Regions from separate parts of the Homo sapiens genome. Here region 1 is linked to region 2. The links are chromatin loops, found by intact Hi-C in ENCODE. Cell type or tissue: B cell. All regions are shown on one strand. Each heading gives the region's core, and the rest is flanking DNA. Links, peaks and the distances in the headings are about the cores only.

Region 1 (4,744 bases), core at 1,335-3,834, 240 kb after region 2:
ACATGCATACACACTTGCAAAATCAAAAACAATAACCAAAGCCTCCCGTTCCAATGGCTCTAGTCTTCTCTAGGCCTGTTACTGCTCCATCTCCACACTGCCCCATGCTCTACCTCAAAGCACCTTCCGTGATGGCAGGAGAACAAGGGGAGGCACCTCCTGCCCGCCTCCTGTGAGGCTCCTACCAACACACTCTGCCCCGGGCATGCGGTCCCAGGGACTTGCTGGGTTTCCCTTATTGGTCAGAGTTCATAGAGCTGGTCCACCCTCCGCAAGGGGAAATGAAAGGTGTCTACCTCTCACCAGTGGTTGTCTTGCACCTGACATATAGGATGGTCAGCTCAACTAGCAGACTTGGAGCCAAAGGACCTGGGTCTGGTCATGGATAAAATAAACTCACTGTGGGGCTTGGGACACATGCTACCATAACACACCCACATGAGATACACACACGCACACAAAACTACAAATATGATAATTCAGCTGAATTATAGTGGTGGTTTCTTGATACCCAAATTCGAATGCCGGCTTCATTTTGGAGTAACGACTTTACCACCTCCCTGCATCCCATCCACTTCAGTGTTGCACCAGGACACCCTCTCATACCTCAACTCCTGCCGGGCCAACAACAAAAATTCATGACTCAAGTCCTACCTCTCAAGCTTTACTCATTACCTCCTAAATCTGGTAATCCCACCCTCATTTTCTTTCCCCCCAAAACCCACGACTTCCTGGGAACCTTCCAGATGTTTCTCACCCCTACAAACAATTGGTGCCAATTTGTCACACTGCCTAAGCTACATAATAGCCTGTTCTACAATTTTAACAACCAGGGCTTTGACTTGTAGCAAAAGCCTTCAAAGCTCCACTGCCTGTAATAGTTTGTAAGTAGCTGGAGATGGATTTTAATCAGTCTATTGTGCAAATATCTGAAGCAATAAGACATCTGACCAGTGAGTGACAGGGTAACTGAGACACTACAACAAAAAAGTTTCACCAAAATACAACCTTCCAGCAAACAGAAAATGGGGTCTCTGCTTCCATCTGTGAGTATGGGTACAAATGCCAATGATTATCACACTAGCAGGGAACAGGGAGCCCCCAGCTGGCCACTAGGCTACAAATACTGCCCTTCTCTCATTAAAAAAAAAAAAAAAATTAGGGCCAGACACGGTGGTTCACTGTGGGATTACAGTGCCTGGAATCTGAACATTTTCAGAAGCCCAGGTAGCAGAATCACTTGAAGCCAGGAGTTGAAGACCAGCCTGGTCAACAAAGCCAGACCCCATTTCCACAAAAAAAATTTAAAAATTAGCCAAGTGTAGGGGCACATGCCTGTAGTCCCAACTACTTGGGAGGCTGAGGTGGGAAGATCCCTTGAGCCCAGGAGTTTGAGGCTGCAGTGAGCTATGATTATGCCACTGCACTTCAACCTGGGTGACAGAGTGAGACCCTGTCTCTTAAAATAAAAAACAAACAAATTGGCCGGGCGCAGTGGCTCACGCCTGTAATCCCAGCACTTTGGGAGGCCGAGGCGGGTGGATCACCTGAGGTCAGGAGTTTGAGACCAGCCTGGCCAACATGGTGAAATCCCATCTCCACTAAAAATACAAAAATTAGCCAGGGATGGTGGCAGGCGCCTGTAATCTCAGCTACTCAGGAGGCTGAAACAGGAGAATCGCTTGAACCCAGGAGGCAGAGGTTGCAGTGAGCCGAGATCACGCCATTGAACTCCAGCCCAGGCCAACAACAGTGAGACTCCATCTCAAAAAGAAAAAAAAAAAATGTAATTAAATCCTGTGGCACCCACCTCTCTTTGCACACACTTGGGGGAGGGGCAGATCTGTACAAAGAGTGGAAAACAGGCTAACAAGGAATCTCAGGTACAGAAATGGGACATAACCAGTCACAAACATTTGAGGAAAACCACAAGCGGAAAGAATAACCTTATATATTTTTCTTTCTTTTTTCTTTTCTTTTTTTTTTTTTTTTAACAGAGTTTCACTCTTGTTGCCCAGGCTGAAGTGCAATGGCACTGTCTTGGCTCACCGCAACCTCCGCCTCCCAGGTTCAAGCAATTATCCTGGCTTAGCCTCCTGAGTAGCTGGGATTACAGGCATGCACCACCACGCCCAGCTAATTTTGTATTTTTAGTAGAGATGGGGTTTCTCCGTGTTGGTCATGCTGGTCTCGAACTCCCGACCTCAGGTGATCTGCCGGCCTCGGCCTCCCAAAGTGCTGGGATTACAGGTGTGAGCCACCACACCCGGCCTCATTTTTTTTCGAAAGGAGAACCTGCACTTGGAAAAAACAGTTTAAAAGAGTGAAAATCAGTGTAACTAAAATATGTATAGGGATAAGCAAGAATATCACAGCATGAAATGAGAGCAGGCAGTTATGAAAAGAAAGCCAGGCTGGGCCAGGTGGCTCATGCCTGTAATCCCAGCACTGTGGGAGGCTGAAGCAGGCCTCACCTGAGGTCAGGAGTTCGAGACCAGCCTGGCTAACACGGTGAAACCCTGTCTCTACTAAAAACACAAAAAGTAGCCAGGTGTGATGACGCGTGCCTGTAATCCCAGCTACTCTGGAGGTTGAGGCAGGAGAATCGCTTGAACCCAGGAGGTGGAGGTTGCAGTGAGCCGAGATCTCACCACTGCATTCCAGCCTGGGCAACAGAGCAAGACTCCATCTAAAAATAAGAATAATAATAAGAAGAAGAATTAACTAGAGATCTTGGACACACAAACAGCTACTGAAAGAAAAAGAAACCCTCAAGAGGTGGGCAAAACAGCAGAGCGGGCACTGCTGAAAAGCAAACCAGAGAGCTGGAATAAATACGAAGCCAAGGAATTCTCCCAGAAGGTAACTTAAGGGATAAAATGATCAAAGCTTTATGAAAGACAGACAAAGAATTATGGAGGACAGATTTAAACGCCGCAGCATAATCCACAGACATTCATCCCATTGATTTGGCTGTAGTCTTTCCTGCCATCTTCTTAGCCAAAATTAAAGCACCTTAGCGGCTCTGCTTTTTCCCAATTACAATCGGCTTCCGCCCCGTGGTGCTGGTTTGGGCTTGGGGGTCCTGGGTGGGGACCCCCGGGGTTGCCCCGTGGTTCCCCTCTTAGCACTGTAACTTCCTGGGCGCCAAACAGGCTGCCCAGGCAGCCCGGAGGAGCAGCAGCTTCAACGCAACCCAGTACCCAGCCCTGCGACTCCCCAGCCACTCTGGAACATGCTGCCCGTCGAGCAGTGGTCCGAGGTGACCTTCGGGGCGGTGAGAGAGTCCAGAGGTCAGAGGAGGAGGAACCCGTCGGGCGGTGAGAAAGCTTTACCCCGCCCCCTGGAAGCCCACCGAGGGCAGGCAGATGCCAGGCGCGGCGACTTCATTTGCGTCTCTGCAACGCCCACCCTGCAGTGCCACGCCCCCGAGCGCGAAGCCTTCTGGGAGTTCTGATCCCGGACGACCGTAAGGTAGGGCCCTACAGACTGACTGGGGAGCCAGTTGGGGAAACTCGTGAACAGCAACTGCGGTGGCGGCTCCGCCTCCTTGGGGCTGGAGCTCCCCGACGGCCAATGAGGCGGGACACGTGGGCCTCCAAAACACCCTGAGGTGCCTGCCGGGCTGCTGGGCGCGCTCTTCTTGGCCCAGCCAGCCGTCGCCGCGCCCCTCCCTGGGTCCTCCCACATCCCCGGTTACAGCCTCTAAATGTAGCATTTGCGCCCTCACCCTGCACAGCCTTGATTTTCCAAAGATAGGCCTGGACTTTTGCAAACAGGGGGCTCTCCTCCTTCATGAGTCTTTCTGTAGCCTCATACCTACAGGCTATGTTAGAAATTACACCAGTGACTTGTAGGATCCTGGAGTAAACAGAAGCTGCTTTCGGAAATCTGGTACCTTGCTCGGTCCGCAGGTGCAAACTCAAAGACCTACTTCCAAGCTGCCGTCCATGTGCTGCCCAATGAAGCTGCAACACGTGAACCTCTGTGGAAGGCGCCCACCTTTTCTCCAGTCCTTCTCTCACTGAGTGCCCTATCAAAATGGAAGAATCCCTGAATGAACCCATTTCAAGTTTGAATTGTGGTAAAATATTGCAATCCCAAGTGTTGGTTGCCTACAGCTTCCTACTGATTTTGGCTGGTGTCTAAAAAGAAGGTACCCCCAAAATAAAATAAAAATAAAAACAAGGCCCAGAAATGTCTCCTGTGTTAGCCCAGTAAATAGTTGATTTTCTTTTCTTTCCTTTTTTTTTAGAGACAGGGTCTTGCCATATTGCCCAGACTAGATTCAAACTCCTGGGCTCAAGTGATCCTCCTGCCTCAGCCTCCCAAGGAGCTGGGACTACAGGCAGGCACCATGGTGTACTCAAAATTTTTTTTGAGAGGGAGTTTGCTCTGTCACCCAGGCTGGACTGTAGTGATGGGATCTTGGCTCACTGCAACTCCATCTCCCGGGTTCAAAGCGATTCTCTCCTGCCTCAGCTGCCCCAGTAGCTGGGACTACAGGCGTGTTGCCCAAAAGAGTCAAACTCTGTAAAATATTTTAAGAGATTTATTCTCTTAAATATGAGACGGCCAAATATGAGTGGCCATGTTGCGTGACATGTGCCCAAGGTGATCAGAGTACAGCTTGGTTTTATATATTTTAGGGAGGTATGAGACATCAATCAAATACATTTAAGAAATACATTGGTTTGGTTCAGAAAGGCGGGACAACTCAAAGCGGGGTGGCGGGGGTGGGGGT
Region 2 (4,744 bases), core at 894-3,393:
ACCGACTAATTTCTCAGAAATTTGCAAGGGTGAATCACAATGCCTCCAAGCCATGATTCCCAGAATCAGAAAATTGCTTTTTAAATTTGAGGTAGACTGAAACGTTTTTCATCCACGTATAGTATATGATCGAATACACCAGCCTTTGCTTTCTGGACCTCAGCGTTTACATCTGCCAGGTGGATGTTTTCCCAGCTTGCATGATGACTGCTTCTTGTTGAAAGCATCTTGGAAAATCTGAAGCCCTTTCCACCTCAACAGCACAGGCTGGGCTGGTGTGCTGGGCTCATCCCTGTAATTCCAGCTGTTTGGGGGACAAAGGCAGGAGGATTACTTGAGTCCAGGAGTTCAAGACCAGACTGGGCAACACAGTGAGACCCTATCTGTGTTAAAAATAAATTAGTCGGGCATGGTGGTACATGGCTGTAATTTCAGCTACTTATGAGGCGGAAAGATTGCTTGAGCCCAGAAGTTCGAAGCTGCAGTGAGCTATGATCATGGCACTGCACTCCAGCCTGGGCAACAGAGTGAGATCCTGTCTCAAAGCAAACAAAAACAGCATGAGGCTGGGTACAGTGGCTCATGCCTGTAATCCCAGCACTTTGGGAAGCCGAGGGGGGGCAGATCACTTGAGGCCAGGAGTTCGAGACCAACCTGGCCAACATGGTAAAACCCTATTTCTACTAAAAAATACAAAAATTAGCCATGTGTGGTGGCACATGCCTATAATCCCAGCTACTCGGGAGGCTGAGGCATGAGAATCACTTGAGCCTGGGAGGCGGAGGTTGCAGTGAGCCGAGATCATGCCACTGCACTTCAGCCTGGGCAACAGAGTGAGACTCTGTCTCAAAAACAAAAAACAAAACAAAACCAAAACAGCACCAGATACTTGACTGCTAGATTGCACATGAGCAAATGGATTTGGGGCTAGAGATTGCGAAAGAAGCCTAAGCCACCTTCCAAGATGTGAAGTGTTGGGCTGCACACAGGGAAAGTCCAGAGAGGCAGGGTGAAACATCAGAACAAGTGACTTTGACTCCTGTTTTTGTTGAAGCCTCTCTGTGACACACAGTTATCCAGCTTGGAACATCTCTGGGTATAGTTTGGCTCCTTATCTGTGGCCTCTTCGAAAAGTGTCAATCATGAGGGTTGAAACACCCGCCTACATACACACACACTTAGTGAATGAATTGACACAAGCCTCCAGATTCTTTTTTGAGAGTAGAATAGCACTCACTGTCCAATAGAAATATGATGCAGGCCCCAAAGCTGAGCCATATATGCAATTTAAAGTTTTTAGCAGCTTCTTTTTTTCTTTTTTTTTGAGACGGAGTTTTGCTCTGTCGCCCAAGCTGGAGTGCAGCAGCACGATCTCAGCCGATCTCAGCTCACTGCAATCTCCGCCTCTTGCACCCAAGCGATTCTCCTGCCTGAGCCTCCCAAGTAGCTGGAATGACAAGTGTGCACCACCATGCCCTGCTAATTTTTGTATTTTTAGTAGAGACAGAGTGTTGCCATGTTGGCCAGGCAGGTCTCGAACTCCTGACCTCAGGTAATCACCCCGCCTCGGCTCCCAAAGTGCTGGGATTACAGGCATGAACCACTGCATCTGGCCATTAGCAGCCTCATTTAAAAAGGTAAAAAGAAATATGACAATAATTATAATAACATAATCAATATTTTAAATGATTGTTGAGGGCTGGGCACGGTGGCTCACGCCTGTAATCCCAACACTTTGGGAGGCCGAGGCGGGTGGATCACCTGAGGTCAGGAGTTCAAGACCAGCCCGACCAACATGGAGAAACCCCATCTCCCCTAAAAATGCAAAATTAGCTGGTCGTGGTGGTGCATGCCTGTAATCCCAGCTGCTCAGGAGGCTGAGGCAGGAGAATCGCTTGAACCTGGGAGACAGAGGTTGTGGTGAGCCGGGATTGCGCCATTGCACTCCAGCCTGGGCAACAAGAGTGAAAGTCCATTTCAGAAAAAAAAAAAAATTGTTGGAGTATTTTACATTCTTTTGCACCTACTAAGTCTTCAAAACCCAGTATGCCTTTTACACTGAGGGCGCGTCTCCATTCCAACTAGCCACAGCTGAAGTGGTCAGCAGCCACATGGGGCTGGCGGCCTGCAGGCCGGACAGCACCAGTCCAGGTGTATCCAGCGAGTTGCTGAGGATGGCAGGATGGAAAGGAGGAGTGTGAAATCGTGCCTGGAATGTCCAAGCGGATTTAATCTTATTGGTTAAAGATGTCCACTAGGTGGCGATATATGCAAGGAATGAAAATTTACTATGTGGCTGACATTGTTAATATATGCAATTATTTGTAGATATAATTCAGTATTTCCATCATCCCTGCAAGATGAGTAACAGGATGTTCACTTTGCGGATGAGGAAAATGAACCTTAAGCAACCTAGGCGTCTGGTGAAAGGGTTTCCAGCCAGCAACCGGAGGAGGCAGGAATCATGCCAGGTGTGTCTGGTGCCGGAGCCCAGAGGCTTCCCAGATCCGCACACTTCATGCTCACTCATCTGCCAGCCACACAGAGGTCCTGGATGTCTGGTGGGCGATGAGCAAGCGACAGAGAGTCCGTGTGATGAGGTTGCTCAGGCTGATGTGACAACAGTGAGAAGAGGCGTCTCATCTCATCCCTAACCAGACGGGGTTAGGGATGGCGTCTTGGAGCAGCCAACCGGAGAGATTGACATCGCTGATAAAGAGGTAGATTCACACGACCTCATCTTTGTCAGTGCACAAAATGGCTCCCTACAGCCCACTGGTGACCCGGCTGCAGAAAGCTCTGGGTGTGCGGCAATACCATGTGGCCTCAGTCCTGTGCCAACGGGCCAAGATGGCGATGAGCCACTTTGAGCCCAATGAGTACATCCACTATGACCTGCTAGAGAAGAACATTAACATTGTTTGCAAACGACTGAACTGGCCTCTGACCCTCTTGGAGAAGATCGTGTATGGACACCTGGATGACCCGGCCAGCCAGGAAATCGAGCAGGGCAAGACACCTGTGGCTGTGGCCGGACCACGTGGCCATGCTGCAGTTCATCAGCAGTGGGCTGCCCAAGGTGGCCATGCCGTCCACCATCCACTGTGACCATCTGAAAGAGGCCCAGCTCGGAGGCGAGAAAGACCTGCGCCAGGCCAAGGACATCAACCAGGAAGTTTATAATTTCCTGGCAACTGCAGGTGCCAAATATGGCGTGGACTGCTGGAGGCTTGGATCTGGAATCATTCATTAGATTATTCTGGAAAACTATGCATACCTTAGGGTTCTTCTGATTGGCACTGACTCCCACACCCCCAGTGGTGGCGGCCTGGGGGGAATCTGCATTGGAGTTGGGGGTGCCGATGCTGTGGACATCATGGCTGAGATCCCCTAGGAGATGAAGTGCCCCAAGGTGATTGGCATGAAGCTAACAGGCTCCCTCTCCAATTGGACCTCACCCTAAGACGTGATCCTGAAGGTGTGGCAGGCATCCTCAAAGTGAAAGGTGGCACAGGTGCAATCGTGGAATACCACAGGCCTGGCGTAGACTCCATCTCCTGTGCTGGCATGGCGACAATCTGCAACATGGGCGCAGAAATTGGGGCCACCACTTCCGTGTTCCCTTACAACCACAGGATGAGGAGGTACCTAAGCAAGACGGCCGGACAGACATTGCCAATCTAGCTGATGAATTCCAGGATCACTTGGTGCCTGACCCTGGCTGCCATTATGACCAACTAATTGAAATTAACCTCAGTGAGCTGAAGCCGCACATCAATGGGCCCTTCACCCCCGACCAGGCTCACCCTGTGGCAGAAGTGGGCAAGGTGGCAGAGAAGGAAGGATGGCCTCTGGACATCCGAGTAGGTCTGACTGGTACCTGCAACAGTTAAAGCTATGAAGATCCCGGGCGCTCAGCAGCTGTGGCCAAGCAGGCACTGGCCCATGACTTCAAGTGCAAGTCCCACTTCACCATCACTCCAGGCTCCGAGCAGATCCACGCCACCATTGAGCGGGACAGCTACGCACAGATTTTGAGGAATGTGGGTGGCATCGTCCTGGCCAATGCTTGTGGCCCCTGCATTGGCCGCTGGGACACGAAGGACATCAAGAAGGGGAAGAAGTACACAATCGTCACCTCCTACAACAGGAACTTCACGGGCTGCAATGATGCGAACCCTGAGACCCATGTCTTCGTCACGTCCCCAGAGATTGTCACAGCCCTGGCCATTGTGGGAATCCTCAAGTTCAACCCAGAGACCAACTACCTGATGGGCAAAGATAGGAAGAAGTTCAAGCTAGAGGCTCTGGATGCAGACGACCTTCCCCAAGAGGAGTTTGACCCAGGGCAGGACCCCTACCAGCACCCCCCACAGGACAGCAGTGGCCAGCACGTGGATGTGAGCCCCACTAGCCAGCGCCTGCAGCTCCTGGAGGCTTTTGACAAGTGGGATAGCAAGGACCTGGAGGACCCGCAGATACTCATCAAGGTCAAAGGGAAGTGTACTACTGACCACATCTCGGCTGCTGGCCCCTGGCTCAAGTTTTGTGGGCACTTGGACAACATCTCCAACAACCTGCTCACTGGTGCCATCAACATTGAAAACAGCCAGGCCAACTCCGTGTGCAGTGCCAACATTGAAAACACCCAGGAGTTTGGCCCCGTCCCTGACACTGCCCGCTACTACAAGAAACATGGCATCAGGTGGGTGGTGATCGGGGACGAGAACTCGAGCCGGGAGCA

Evidence for each region. Hi-C counts contacts between places; a loop is a spot of excess contacts. Peaks named below come from ENCODE experiments on the same cell type or tissue, not always from the same donor. Only the 100,000 strongest peaks of a DNase experiment are listed, where the experiment ranks them.
Region 1: it touches region 2 in a loop (10-fold over the local background); 13 of 110 quality-filtered maps call a loop at or near these places.

The regions. Positions count from the first base shown.
Region 1 is chr1:236,344,811-236,349,554 of GRCh38, forward strand. It overlaps a transcript of EDARADD not described here. Among named protein-coding and RNA genes, the nearest start is that of EDARADD, 47 kb to the right of the region's middle. In B cell, for the core only: no CTCF peak of the experiment used is centred there; no DNase peak of the experiment used is centred there.
Region 2 is chr1:236,107,304-236,112,047 of GRCh38, forward strand. It overlaps the pseudogene ACO2P2. Among named protein-coding and RNA genes, the nearest start is that of GPR137B, 33 kb to the right of the region's middle. In B cell, for the core only: CTCF peaks have their summits at 2,263 (motif pointing right) and 2,463; a DNase peak (open chromatin) is centred at 2,258.